Regions from separate parts of the Homo sapiens genome. Here regions 1 and 2 are each linked to region 3. A link is an interaction called in ENCODE POLR2A ChIA-PET data of the cell type or tissue named here. Cell type or tissue: A673. All regions are shown on one strand. Links, peaks and the distances in the headings refer to the core of each region. The heading gives the core; the rest is flanking DNA.

Region 1 (4,862 bases), core at 442-4,441, 1.2 Mb before region 3:
TTGGCCACTGTCACCATCACATTGGTGCCAAATACCTAGAAGGAGAAAAAAAGAGCAGTATGAAGGGAAGTGAGGGGCTGTGGGGGGAAGAATGGCTGTCCCTGGGCTTCTAGATGTGCTGCTGCCTGGGATCTGAGGGGAGCTGGGAGGGGCTCCAGTGCAGATCTGAAGCTGAGGTGAGGTGGCCACTGATACTGGTTCTGGGCAACAAAGGGGAAATTCGAGGGAGTATAGAAAAGACCTCTGATGGCCCAAGCCAGGCAGCCTATGTTTGTTCACAGTTCTGTTCCTCCCAAGTGATAAAGTCCCCCAGCGCTACCCACTTGAGAGGGGAAGAGGCTGCCTGGGGCCAGGAAAAGGGTACCTGAGTCAGGCTGACGTCAGTCCCTCTGTGATGCCTCTCAGAGTGAATGTGAATGCCCTTGCTGGGCCCATTCATCAACATTCTTCCACCCCTACCTGAACTTCTTTGAGTCTCAACTCCCTTGCCAAGGAGACATGGGATTAGGTAACACCCCTGCTAGCAAGGAAGAGAGGCAGGTGGTCGGAAGGCACCGGGCATGAGTGTGCTCTCAGAAAGAGGTAGAATCTGCTCTCTCTGGCTCCATCTCACAGATGGGCCCAGAGAGGACTTGCTCTGCGGTCCGGAACTTCAGCCCAAAACAGCTCTTCTCCGTCAGATGACTGCAACTTGGGCCAGAGAGGCAGGGTGATGAGATGAGATGGCCCCGGAGCCAGACATCCTTGGCATCCCTGCCTGACTCACCCAGAAGACATCGTAGATGAAGAGTCCGCCCAGCAGGATGCAGCCAGTGCTGACATTGTTGAGGTGCAGGAGCTCTACTCCATTAAGGGAGAAGGCCAGGCCAAAAAGGTTGTTGGCAATCCAGTGCTGAGGAAAGCGGGGAGTGAGACCAGCTTGCTGTGACCCACCCTGCCCTGTCAACCCCATCCTCCCCTTCTGCCCAGGTCCTGACTACTCACCTTCCTCAGCAGGTACCAGACGCCAACGATGCTGCTCAGGCCCAGGCACACCAGGTCCTTGGTGTCAAATTCATAATTGATGATCTCTGAGCAGAGAGGCCAGGTAAGTCCACTCCCTGAGGCAGGGCTACCCCTCCCACCTGTCAGCCCCTGGACGGAGGAGGGCATGGCTGTGGGCACTGTGAGAGGTTCACAGGCTGGCGGGGCTAAGCCTTGGCTGCCCCAGATTAGTATGAGTTTCAGAAGGGGAGAGCTCACTGGAGCCACCCCAACCCCTCCAATTTCCTACAGGAGGGAATGGAGGCCCAGAGAGAGACTTACAAGCCTGGCACAGTGTCAGCGGGAAGTGGTCTTTGGTGTTAGAAGCACAGGCTTTGTTACTTGTAGCTGGGTGACCTTGGGGAAGGCAGTGCCCTCTCTGAGCTTCAGTTTTCTTATCTGTAAAAAGGGGATAACAGCACCCCTTCTTAGGGCTGCTGTGGGGGAATAAGTAAGACAGTCCTTACAATGCATTCAGCACAGTGCCTGGCACATAGTGGGTGCTCAGTCAGTGCCAGCTGCCTCTGAGCCCAGGTCTTTAGAAAGGTCGAGTTAATTCTGGAATCTTTCTACTTTGCCACCAAAGGATGAAGAAGGTTAGCGGCAGCCTCAGTTCACTAGCAGGCGATGAAGAAGGGAAGAGATGCAGGTCTCAAGGAAAGGCCGGAGTCCCCGAGGCTGCTTTTGTGGGGGGCCCTGTGGTAGACATCTTGATGTTAGACCATTCTCAATTGCTTCCAAGCTTCCTAAGAAGACAACTAGAGGCTGTGGAGTTTGCCGGGAGTCACAGAGTCCAGACACTCCTTTCACATTCCAGAGTGTTAGCAGACTGCTTGCTGCTTGTCCCCTAATTTGTTTTTTCATCTGTGGTAAGAGCACCCTGATTTGTTTTCTATAAAGTATCTGTTAAACTTATTTAGCATAACCACAGAGGCATTGTATTCACGCTGTCACACACAGACACAAACACACATACGACACAATCAATATCCACATTTAGCCCCCCAAATGCATTCCTTCTGAGGCTCATTTATATGTCTTCATGTGCCACAGCCCATCATTTAAATAATGGATATTTTCAATGCCAATTCCTTTGTTGACTTTCTCAATATCTTCTGCAGACATCTTCATGACCCCAACACACAGAGCATGCTGTTTTCCTTCCGCTGTGACTGCTACAATCGTATCTACTGCAGCAGGGTACAGCTTAGCTCCAGGAGAAGTTAAACCTGGACACATAATATTTGCGCCACTGAGTACAAATTTGATAGCTCCTTTATCAACCTGCTGGTGTGGCAGGATAAAAGGGTATTTGTGAAGCAACCTTAGAGTTGGACAAAAAGGCCCCTTTCTTTGTCTAAAAAACAATAATTCCCCACTTACGGTAAGGATTTCTGTATGTTCGTGGCATCGGACTATTTTGACAGGATCTTTCTTAGGCATGATTTGATTAAGCCATGGTTCAATACCTGGAAATTGCTCTACCAGTTGGCTCTTAATGCCCTTAATAACTGACGTTTTCAACTGGATGCAGTTGGACACACTTTCCTTTTCATCAAACTTCTTGAACATGATCCAGGGTGAAGCGGGCGACAACAGGGAAACAAACGGAATTGGCAAGGCTCCGGTGGAGTCCCCTGCAGGAAGGCCGGCGCGGGCGCCACGCGGCCTGCCAGACGGTCAGAGCCGTTGTCGCTAACCGGAAGATGACACAGCCAGCGCGCTTTACGGCCCGGTGAAATCTGACAACTTCCGCTCTCTGAACGCCACGTCACGACTGCGCTTGGCCCGCTGTTCCTTCGACTGCTGATTCCTCTCCAATGAGGATCGCTGAAACAGTAGGGCTTGACAAGCTAGAAATGATACGAATGCTTTCTCCTTGCCGGAACAGAAGACTGCAGATGCGCACCCTGATGAGTTAGTTCTAACTGGACACGAGACCGACTCACGGCCATTTTCCAGCTTCTCTTATAGCTAAATGGACAGGGAATATGGATGCCTCTCCTTCCTTCTGGCTGGACAGTGGAGTGATGACACTATCCTGACCCGAGGGCCAGTGCTGTATATGGCGGAGCATGAGATAGAGAGGGCCTGGGACCTTGAAGACTGTGGTATAAGCCTAGCCTTTTTACTGTTTTATTTATTTATTTTTTTAGACGGGGTCTTGCTCTGTCGCCCAGGCTGGAGTGCACTGACCGTGGCTTACTGCAGCCTCGAACTCCAGGGCTCAAGTGACCCTCCTGCATCAGCCTCCCAAAGTGTTGGGATTACAGGCATGAGCCACCGCGCCTGGCCAAGCTTAGTCTTTTTTTTTTTTTTTTGAGACAGGGTCTCACTCTGTCGCCCTGGCTGGAGTGCAGTGGCGCGATTTCGGCTCACTGCAACCTCCGCCTTCCCAGGTTAAAGCGATTCTCCTGCCTCAGCCTCCCGAGTAGCTAGGATTACAGGTACACGCCACCATGCCTGGCTAATTTTTTTTGTGTTTTTAGTAGAGACGGGGTTTCGCCGTGATGGCCAGGCTGGTCTGGAACTCCTGATCTCAAGTCATCCGCCTGCCTCAGCCTCCCAAAGTGCTGGGAGGCGTGAGCCATCTCACCTGGCCCAAGCTCAGTCTTTAAAAAAAAAAAATCAACAATTGTTTAACAGAGGTTCCTTAGAGATGCACAAAGCAATCACATAAAATTGCTGCCGATTAGGGACAAGGCAGCATGTGCTAGGCACCAGTAAGAGAGAGTGCTACGGCCGGGCGCGGTGGCTCACGCCTGTAATCCTAGCACTTTGGGAGGCGAATCAAGAGGTCAGGGGATGGAGACCATCCTAACACGGTGAAACCCCGTCTCTACTAAAAATACAAAAAAATTAGCCGGGCGTAGTGGCGGGCGCCTGTAGTCCCAGCTACTCGGGAGGCTGAGGCAGGAGAATGGCGTGAACCCAGGGGGTGGAGCTTGCAGTGAGCCAAGATTGTGCCGCTGCACTCCAGCCTGGGCGACAGAGCGAGACCCTGTCTCGAAAAAAAAAAAAAAAAAAAAAAGTGCTAGATTTCACATGCTCAGTATTGTATACAAGAGAAATACCTGCTGGGCGTGGTGGCTCACTCACGCCTGTAATTCTAGCGCTTTGGGAGGCTGAGGTGGGCAGATCACTTGAGGTCAGGAGTTTGAGACCAGCCTGGCTAGCATGGCAAAACTCCATCTCTACTAAAAATACAAAAAAATTAGCTGGGTGTGGTAGCACACGCCTGTAATCTCAATTACTCAGTTGGCTGAGGTTTCAGTGAGCTGAGATCGCACCACTGCACTCCACCCTGGGTGACAGAACAAGACTCTGTCTCAAAAAACAAAAAACAAAGAAATACCTGCTGTTTGGTCAAGCATTGATAATCTTGTTACAGCATTTGAATCCATACCCTAACTAACCTACAAATCCCAGGATCTCCACACTTCCCCATAGTTTGCATTTTTTTACAATTTTTTTGTAGAGATGAGGTCTCACTATGTTGCCTAGGCTGGTCTCAAATTCCTGGCCTCAAGTGATCATCCTGTCTTGGCCTCCCAAATTGCTGTGATTACAGGCATGAGACACTGTTTCTGGCCAGTTTTTATTTTTGAAAAAAGAGCTGTGGAACCCCCTTTTCAAACCTTAGGTGAGGCAGTGATCACACTAAAAATATATACGAATAAAATAATCATGAAGGCCGACTTTGAGTGCTTACTATGAGCCAGGCACCATGCTGAATGCTTTCCACTTATTGACTCGCCATCTTAACAACATGACTGTGAAGGAGGTACTAGATTAACACTTTCATTTTACAGATGGGAAAAAAAACAAAAACAAAAACA
Region 2 (4,862 bases), core at 442-4,441, 880 kb after region 3:
TCCAAAGCCACTGTTTACAACTCAGTATATCAAAGAAGGTTTCAGACATGATTGTGAAGCTCCCTCAACTTACAATGTGCTATTTGCAACCTTAGATGGCTATCATTCTGGCTTTTCTACCTTTTAGCAACAATAAGCACACCCTTCCCATTTCTCCCCCACCCTGACTTACCCCTCTTTGCATTTAATATATAATTTTTCTCAGAGTGTTCTTACACATCTTTAACTGTAAATATGACAAAAGCACACAGTATAGTACATGTGCCACATGTATAAATGTTGTATCTAGTCATACAATTTTCCTTTTAAAAAAGAAATATTTTATTTTCAAAAAGCAAAGACTCTAGGAATCTTTTCTAGCTGCCAGTCATAAAAACATAAATTTCTGGTTAGATTCCCAAATTTGCCTGACCATAAGAACCACTTGTGGTACTTCTCAAACACATGTATTCTGAGTCCCATCCGTGATCTCCTGAATCAGAATCAGCAGGTGTGAGGCCTGGGAATACACATTTTAAACAAACGTCCACAGTGATTAAGATTAGTCAAGCTTGAAAAAAATTTCACTAGGATCTTTATGACTGAACATCCTCACAAACATAGGAAAGTTACTGGAGAAAAATATGAGCAGAATTTCAGAATTCTCTCTTTGCTGAAAGTGTTTGTTCCCTCCTCCTCTACTCATCAAGACCTGACTGCTTATGTAACGCCCCAAACCACCAACACCTGGAAGGAGTTGAAAATGATTTTAATGAAGAAGAAAAGCTCATGTTTAATTTCAAAACTGATGGTGACAATAGAAGGAAGAGGCATGAATTTATCTTGATTCTAACACAAAGCATTGTATTTGAGTCTACAAACGAAATTGGTTTCATTTTTATTTTTTGTAAGTTTTCGCCAAACTCTAGGCATATATAGAGGCTGGGCAAGAAAGAAAGAAACCCAGAAATATGGCATATGCGATCCCTTATTTATTTCCCCATGCGACCAGCCAACAGCTTCTTCACCTAGTCCCTGCTTCAAGCTGACTTTCTGTCTACTTCTCTATCGGAAATGGAGTTTCCCTAAAGACCGCCTCAATGTCAGTTACCCACAGGCCATTTTTCCATCTTGTGCTCCTAAACTTCTATGATATTAAATGATATTACCCTTTCTGGAAATTGTCCTTAGCTTTGATTTTATAATTTTACTCTAACTTTGTTTCATTCCTTCTTTTATAGCCTTTCTTTTCTCTATCCCTTTACTGCAGACATGTTGTACGGCTTTGTTCTTGACCTTCTGATCTCTCCACATTCATTCCCTCAGAGCATGTATCCATTTTCTTGGCGTCGCCCTTCCTAACTATCTGATTATTACCATCATATAACGATGTTGGTGATGAGCATAGCTAACATATCCTAGGCATTTTCCATGTAGGTTATAATAAGCACCCTATATAATTCGTACCATTTAATTCTTCAACTCTAAATGATACTATTACTAACCACATTGTATGAGATGAGGAAACAGATTTTCATCAAAACCATGGAAAGCCAACGTGAGGAGCCCCTGTGTGTCTCCTTTGTTAATGCCTCTGGGCATCATGGCATGTGGATTGTGGTGGAATGGGGATTAGGAAGCGCAGCACTGTGAAAACACCAGAAAATATGATAGCGGGTAAGGACGCTAATCTCTGCACATTGAGATGGTTTTGTTTCTGAGTCAGGTTTGAGATGAGCCAATCCTGACTCCATGGTGCCACTGGGGATCACAAATTTAGTAAGATCTTCGTGGATGCTTGGAACCCAACTGGTCTCTGTTTTCTACTTTAGGGAAAGAGCCACAACTTGAGTGGGGTGGTTTTGGTGTCACATACGTTATCAATAATACCCACCGTTTTGGTGTCACATAAGCGATTAATAATACCCATCGCTGCGGAGGAATCACCGTGGACTACTCCTCGTTTCATCCCATGCTCTTGCGATGGATCCCTGTCACCTGTTTACTGATTTCATTCAAATTCTTCAGCGACCACAGGACTCCGATTTGCCTTCTCTATCCTGGTTCCCATCACTCTGCTTTACAGGCCTGGCCTGCTCGCGGCTCCTCACACCAGCGCTGCACGGCTCCCTCCTCGCCTCTGCCCTGTTTCCTCCAGCAGACAGGACTAGCTTCCTCCATCTCTATCGGGCAAAAGCCTGCCCAGCGTTCAAGACCCTCCTCAGATGCCGCCTCCACGATTAGGCTTCTTCCTGACCCCTGAGCCTGTAACACGCGCCACCATAACTCTCCACCTTAGCCCACATTCCCACAGCACTCGCGACGTCCGCGGCCCTCAACATGGCACTTCATTCTATTTTAGGGTATTTCCTGCTTGTTTCCTGCACACACAGTCGCGCGAGGCACAGCCCCGAGTGACCCGCGCACGAGTGGACCGCGCTTCCAGACTCGCCGCCGCAGGCCGGCGAGGGCAGCCTAAGCCGCTTCCCGCCCCCGCGGGGACCGTCACCAGCCCGCAGCTCTAGCGGGAGGCGGTTCCACAGCGAGCCCGGCAGTCCCGCCACCGTCAGCACCGGCGCCTTGGGCGAGCTTTCCCCACTTCTGGGAGGCACAAATCCTCAGGGGCTCCTCGAGAGGAAACGAGGGAGCAGATGCGTGCGGACACCTTTCGGCCCTCTGCGGCCGCGGTAGCTCCCTGGCAGAAACCCGGAAGTGGAAATCTCAGCCATTCAGCGTTTGGGTAAAGACGAAGGCGGGTTCTGGACAGACTTACGCTGTCAGGGAGTGTTTACTTTGCCTCAACTTCTTTTCCTCCCCGCCCTGGTGCTGCTCCAGGTCACACACTCGTCCTGAGCCGGCTTCAGCCTCTCCGCACAGAAGTCTCCCGGAGCCATGGCCTAGTACTCTTATGTGAAGTCTACCAAGCTTGTGCTCAAGGGAACCAAGGCGAAGAGCTGGGTCCTGCAGCTCCAGCGGGAGCCTCCTCAGTTCTTTTCGGATGCACTCCACCCCCGCGAATCCGGTGGAAGCCGTGGTGCGGAGAGCAGGCTTCGTGGCCTCCCAGGTTTCGCGGCCTCCCAGGTTTCGCCCTGACCCTGTCTGGGCTGGACGGAGGCTGGACCGCGGTTCCTGGCGCCTGTGCAGAGAGGGGCAGCCTCCCGCGCGGACGACCCTGTTAACAGGATAGATGGGCGGGTGACCCGTGGCCCCGTACCCACGAGTTTGGGTCCGCTGAGGCATCTCTCCCGGCCTCTGCCTGGTGGGTCTGCGTTTGTCTGATCTTGTAGTTCATGATAATAACTTCCTTTACTAGGGATTATTCTTTTCTCCATTGTCTCTTCCTGGAAAAATTATTGATTATTTTTTTCTAAGCTAGTATGTAGAGTGAAACCAGGATGAATCACACAGTGGTTGAGGTGTATATAGGCTTTGATAGGGATATGGGCTGGAACCTGCACTCCGTCATTTACTAATTTTGTAATTTGTGGCAAATTGGTTAATATGTCTGAACTTCCATTTACTCATTAAGAGATCAAGTATCTTTAAACCTCCGTTTACACATTTATACTTTCAGACCATTTTTTATACCTTTAGAAGACTGTGAGGATTAAATTAGAGAACGTATATGCAGTAAATAAATTGAGCCAAATGTGAGGAGGAGGTCGTAGTGGTAATTTATTAGCTCTTTAGGAGAAAAATACCTGTGCATTCATATCCCCGCTTCTTTTTTAACTGGCAGATTTGCCTGAGGTTGACTGTACATACAAATATTGAGCATTTCCTCCTGGTCTCCGTGATAAACAGAGGTTTTGATATTGTTAGGCGAGATGGAAAGAAAGTATCAAGGAGTGAGCTGAAGCCACTGCCCTTGAGAACCCTCTCGAGGAGTCTGGCCTCATGAAGATGCCAGAATAAATGGCAGGTATATCCTGAATGAATGTGAGATTTTTACTCTGTGAATTTCCTGTGAGGAGTGGTGAGTTATCTTCTGAAAACTTTATGATGAAAATGGAGACAAGAGTGTCTTAAGATTATCGTAATAATCATAATTAATGCTTATATAGCACTTTCAATGCGCCAAGAAATTGTTGTAGGCACTTTGCACATTAACTTTTTTCAAATCGCTCCTGGGTTTTTATTTTTTTATTGCGATGTAATTCATAATTATGAAATTCACCCTTTTGTACAGTCAGTGGTTTTTAGTACATATTCAAGAGGTTCACCACTGTCTAGTTGCTCAACATTTTCGTCATCTCAGAAGGAAATCTCTTCCTACCCATTAAAGCAGTCACATCCCATCCTCCCTCTCTCCTAGTCCTTGGCAACCACTAGTCTGCTATCTATGTGAAATTGCCTATTCTGAATATTTCCTAAGAAATCATGCAACATGTGACCTTTTGTATCAGTCTTCTTTCACTTATAACATTCTTGAGGTCCATCATTGTTGTACCACTTGTTCCTTTTTATGGCTATGTAGTATTCCATTGTATGGATGTAACATTTTGTTCATCCATTCATCAGTTGATGAACATTTAGGTTGTTTCCCCTTTTTGACTATTGTGACTAATGCTAGTGTGAATAGTCTTACGTAAGTATTTTTGTGGGTGTATGTTTTCATTTCCCTTGGGTATACATACTTAGGAGTAAAATTGCTGGGTCATATGGTAAGTCTTTAACTTTTTGAGGAACCCCAAACTATTTCCTGTAGATGTTGCACCATTTTACATTTCCACCAGCAATGCGTGAAGATACATATTACCTCTTAATCCTCACAATAGCCTTAAGAGTTATTATCTTAATTTTTTAAGTGGGGAAACTGACTCCCAGAGAGATTCAGTACCTTTTCCAAAAATCACAGAGCTAAGAAGTGACAGAATCAGGAT
Region 3 (4,862 bases), core at 523-4,522:
TCTTCTCTTTTTCTCTTCTTATCTTTGCTCTTTTTCTTCTTACTACAGGACATAATTTATATAGATGAGTTTAAGTATATTGATTTGTGTGATAAATCAATATCGTAAGATTGAAACTTGGAAGTCTTTTAAGTTGTTTCATTTATAAATTATTGATTTAGGAAGACTTACATTGCTATGCCCTCTTAAATACAGTACTGAGAATTTGCTTCAGGCTTTGTACATATTATGTTAAAGTTCAAAGCAGATTGTAGAGCCACACTGCCAGATTTTAAATCCTGATTCTGTCACTTCTTAGCTCTGTGATTTTGGGAAAAGGTACTGAATCTCTCTGTGAGTCAGTTTCCCCACTTAAAAAATTAGGATAACAACTTAACTCTTAAGGCTATTGTGAGGATTAAGAGGTAATATGTATCTTCACACATTGCTGGTGGAAATGTAAAATGGTGCAGCATCTACAGGAAACAGTTTGGCGTTCCTCAAAAAGTTAAAGAGTTACCATATGACCCAGCAATTTTACTCCTAAGTATGTATACCCAAGGGAAATGAAAACATACACCCACAAAAATACTTACATAAGAATATTCACACTAGTATTAGTCACAATAGTCAAAAAGGGGAAACAATCTAAATGTTCATCAACTGATGAATGGATGAACAAAATATTACATCCATACAATGGACTACTACGCAGCCATAAAAAGGAACAAGTGCTACAAAACTGATGGACCTCAAGAATGTTATAAGTGAAAGAAGCCAGATACAAAAGGCCACATGTTGCATGATTTCTTAGGAAATATTCAGAATAGGCAATTTCACATAGATAGCAGACTAGTGGTTGCCAAGGACTAGGAGAGGGGGAAGATGGGATGTGACTGCTTTAATGGTTAGGAAGAGATTTCCTTCTGAGATGATGAAAATGCTGAGCAACTAGACAGTGGTGAACCTCTTGAATATATAATAAAAACCACTGACTGTACAAAAGGGTGAATTTTATAATTATGAATTACATCGCAATAAAAAAATAAAAACCCAAGAGCAATTTGAAGAAAGTTAATGTGCAAAGTGCCTACAACAATTTCTTGGCGCATTGAAAGTGCTATATAAGCATTAATTATGATTATTACGATAATCTTAAGACACTCTTGTCTGCATTTTCATCATAAAGTTTTCAGAAGATAACTCACCACTCCTCACAGGCATTTCACATAGTAAAAATCTCACATTCATTCAGGATATACCTGCCACTTATTCTGGCATCTTCATGAGGCCAGACTCCTCGAGAGGGTTCTCAAGGGCAGTGGCTTCAGCTCACTCCTTGATACTTTCTTTCCATCTCGCCTAACAATATCAAAACCCCTGTTTATCACGGAGGCCAGGAGGAAATGCTCAATATTTGTATGTACAGTCAACCTCAGGCAAATCTGCCAGTTAAAAAAGAAGCGGGGATATGAATGCACAGGTATTTTTCTCCTAAAGAGCTAATAAATTACCACTACGACCTCCTCCTCACATTTGGCTTAATTTATTTACTGCATGTATGTTCTCTCATTTAATCCTCACAGTATTCTAAAGGTATAAAAAATGGTCTAAAAGTTTAAATGTGTAAACGGAGGTTCAAAGATACTTGATCTCTTAATGAGTAAATGGAAGTTCAGACATATTAACCAATTTGCCACAAATTACAAAATTAGTAAATGACAGAGTGCAGGTTCCAACCCATATCCCTATCAAAGCCCATATACACCTCAACCACTGTGTGATTCATCCCGGTTTCACTCTACATATTAGCTTAGAAAAAAATTAATCAATAATTTTTCCAGGAAGAGACAATGGAGAAAAGAATAATCCCTAATAAAGGAAGTTATTATAATGAACTACAAGATCAGACTAACGCAGACCCACCAGGCAGAGGCCTGGAGAGATGCCTCAGGGGACCCAAACTCGTGGGTACGGGGCCACGGGTCACCCGCCCGTCTATCCTGTTTCCAGGGTCGTCAGCACGGGAGGCTGCCCCTCTCTGCACAGGCGCCAGGAACCGCGGTCCGGCCTCCGTCCAGCCCAGACAGGGTCAGAGCGAAGCCTGGGAGGCCACAAAGCCGGCTCTCTGCACCACGGCTTCCACCGGATTCGCGGGGGTGGAGTGCATCCGAAAAGAACTGAGGAGGCTCCCACCAGAGCTGCAGGACCCAGCTCTTCACCTCGGTTCCCTTGAGCACGAGCTTGCTAGACTTCACATAAGAGTACTAGGCCATGGCTCCGGGAGACTTCTGCGCGGACAGGCTGAAGCCGGCTCAGGACGAGTATGTGACCTGGAGCAGCACCAGGGCAGGGAGGAACAGAAGTGGAGGCGAAGTAAACACTCCCTGACAGCCTACGTCTGTCCAGAACCCGCCTCCGTCTTCACCCAAACGGTGAATGCCCGAGATTTCCACTTCCAGGTTTCTGCCGGGAGGGGGGGGGGGGGCGGGGCGTGAGGGAGGAGCTACGGCGGCTGCAGAGGGCCGAAAGGTGTCCGCATGCATCTGCTCCCTGGCGCCCTCTCGAGGAGCCCCTGAGGATTCGTGCCTCCCAGAGGTGGGGAAAGCCCGCCCGAGGCGCAGGTGCTGACGGTGGCGGGGCTGCCGGGCGCGCTGTGGAACCTCCTCTCGCTAGAGATGCGGGCTGGCGACGGTCCCCGCGGGGGCGGGAAGCGGCTCAGGCTGCCCTCCCCGGCCTGCGGCGGCGCATCTTGAAGCGCGGGCCACTCCCGCGCAGGTCACTCAGGGCTGTGCCTCGCGCGACTGTGTGTGCAGGAAACAAACAGGAAATACCCTAAAATGGAATGAAGAGACATGTTGAGGCCCGCGGATGTCGCGAGTGCTGTGGGAATGTGGGCGGAGGTGGAGAGTTATGGTGGCGCGTGTTACAGGCTCAGGGGTCAGGAAGAAGCCTAATCCTGGAGGCGGCATCTGAGGAGGGTCTTGAACGCTGGGCAGGCTTTTGCCCGATAGAGATGGAGGAAGCTAGTCCTGTCTGATGGAGGAAACAGGGCAGAGGCGTGGAGGGAGATGCGCAGTGCTGGTGTGAGGAGCCGCGAGCAGGCCAGGCCTGTAAAGCAGAGTGATGGGAACCAGGATAGAGAAGGCAAATCGGGGTCCTGCGGTCGCTGAAGAATTTGAATGAAATCATTAAACAGGTGAGAGGGATCCATCGCAAGAGCATGGGATGAAACGAGGAGTAGTCCACGGTGATCCCTCTGCAGCGGTGGGTATTATTAATCGCACATGTGACACCAAAACGGTGGGTATTATTGATAGCGTATGTGACACCAAAACCACCCCACTCAAGCTGTGGCTCTTTCCCTAAAGTAGAAAACAGAGACCAGTTGGGTTCCAAGCATCCACAAAGATCTTATTAAATTCGTGATCCCTGGTGGCACCATGGAGTCAGGATTGGCTCATTTCAAACCTGACTCAGAAATAAAACCATCTCAATGTGCGGAGATGAGCGTCCTTACCCGCTATCATAACGTATTTTCTGGTGTTTTCACAGTGCTGCGCTTCCTAATCCCCATTCTAGGGCAATCCACATGCCATGATGCCCAGAGGCATTAACAAAGGAGACACACAGGGGCTCCTCACGTTGGCTTTCCATGGTTTTGATGAAAATCTCAGTTTCCTCATCTCATACAATGTGGTTCGTAATAGTATCATTTAGGGTTGAAGAATTAAATGGTACAAATTATATAGAGTGCTTATTATAACCTACATGGAAAATGCCTAGGATATGTTAGCTATGCTCATCACCAACATCGTTATATGATGGTAATAATCAGATAGTCAGGAAGGCCGACACCAAGAAAATGGATACATGCTCTGAGGGAATGAATGTGGAGAGATCAGAAGGTCAAGAACAAAGCCGTACAACATGTCTGCAGTAAAGGGATAGAGAAAAGAAAGGCTATAAAAGAAGGAATTAAACAGTTAGAGTAAAATTATAAAATCAAAGCTAAGGAGAATTTCCAGAAAGGGTAATATCATTTAATATCATAGAAGTTTAGGAGCACAAGATGGAAAAAAGGCCTCTGGGTAACTGACATTGAGGCAGTCTTTAGGGAAGCTCCATTTCCGATAGAGAAGTAGACACAAAGTCAGCTTGAAGCAGGGACTAGGTGAAGAAGCTGTTGGCTGGTCGCATGGGGAAATAAATAAGGGATGGCATATGCCATATTTCTGGATTTCTTTCTTGCCCAGCCTCTATATATGCATAGAGTTTGGCGAAAACTTACAAAAAATAAAAATGAAACCAATTTCGTTTGTTGACTGAAATACAATGCTTCGTGTTAGAATCAAGATAAATTCATGCCTCTCCCTTCTATTGTCACCGTCAGTTTTGAAATTAAACATCAGCTTTTCTTCTTCATTAAAATCATTTTCAACTCCTCCCAGGTGTTGGTGGTTTGGGGGAGTTACATAAGCAGTCAGGTCTTGATGAGTAGAGGAGGAGGGAACAAACACTTTCAGCAAAGGCAGAATTCTGAAATTCTGCTCGTATTTTTCTCCAGTAACTTTCCTATGTTTGTGAGGTTATTCAGTCATAAAGATCCTAGTGAAATTTTTTTCAAGCTTGACTAATCATAATCACTGTGGACGTTTGTTTAAAATGTGTATTCCCAGGCTTCTCACCTGCTGATTCTGATTCAGGAGATCACGGATGGGACTCAGAATACATGTGTTTGACAAGTACCACAAGTGTTTCTTATGGTCAGGCAAATTTTGGAATCTAACCAGAAATTTATGTTTTTATGACTGGCAGCTAGAAAAGATTCCTAGAGTCTTTGCTTTTTGAAAATAAAATATTTCTTTTTTAAAAGGAAAATT

What was found. Peaks named below come from ENCODE experiments on the same cell type or tissue, not always from the same donor. Only the 100,000 strongest peaks of a DNase experiment are listed, where the experiment ranks them.
Region 1: POLR2A ChIA-PET joins it to region 3 with 5 read pairs; 1 of 35 experiments calls an interaction of 5 or more read pairs at or near these places.
Region 2: POLR2A ChIA-PET joins it to region 3 with 5 read pairs; 1 of 35 experiments calls an interaction of 5 or more read pairs at or near these places.

Annotation. Positions count from the first base shown.
Region 1 is chr20:31,545,237-31,550,098 of GRCh38, reverse strand. It overlaps HM13 (histocompatibility minor 13), which reads right to left. Exons shown (of 13, transcript NM_178581.3): 5 at 985-1,070; 6 at 767-892; 7 at 1-35. It overlaps MCTS2 (MCTS family member 2), which reads right to left and starts at 2,720. Exons shown (of 1, transcript NM_001397496.1): 1 at 2,018-2,720. The coding sequence starts at 2,595. The coding sequence ends at 2,050. RefSeq lists enhancers at 1-263, 1,766-2,965. In A673, for the core only: no CTCF peak of the experiment used is centred there; a DNase peak (open chromatin) is centred at 2,748; H3K4me3 peaks cover 2,064 bases; H3K27ac peaks cover 2,467 bases.
Region 2 is chr20:29,495,189-29,500,050 of GRCh38, reverse strand. It overlaps the pseudogene FRG1EP. Among named protein-coding and RNA genes, the nearest start is that of FAM242B, 51 kb to the left of the region's middle. In A673, for the core only: no CTCF peak of the experiment used is centred there; a DNase peak (open chromatin) is centred at 2,690; H3K4me3 peaks cover 856 bases.
Region 3 is chr20:30,374,765-30,379,626 of GRCh38, reverse strand. It overlaps the pseudogene FRG1BP. Among named protein-coding and RNA genes, the nearest start is that of FAM242A, 15 kb to the right of the region's middle. In A673, for the core only: a CTCF peak has its summit at 2,562 (motif pointing left); a DNase peak (open chromatin) is centred at 2,546; H3K4me3 peaks cover 1,717 bases; H3K27ac peaks cover 973 bases.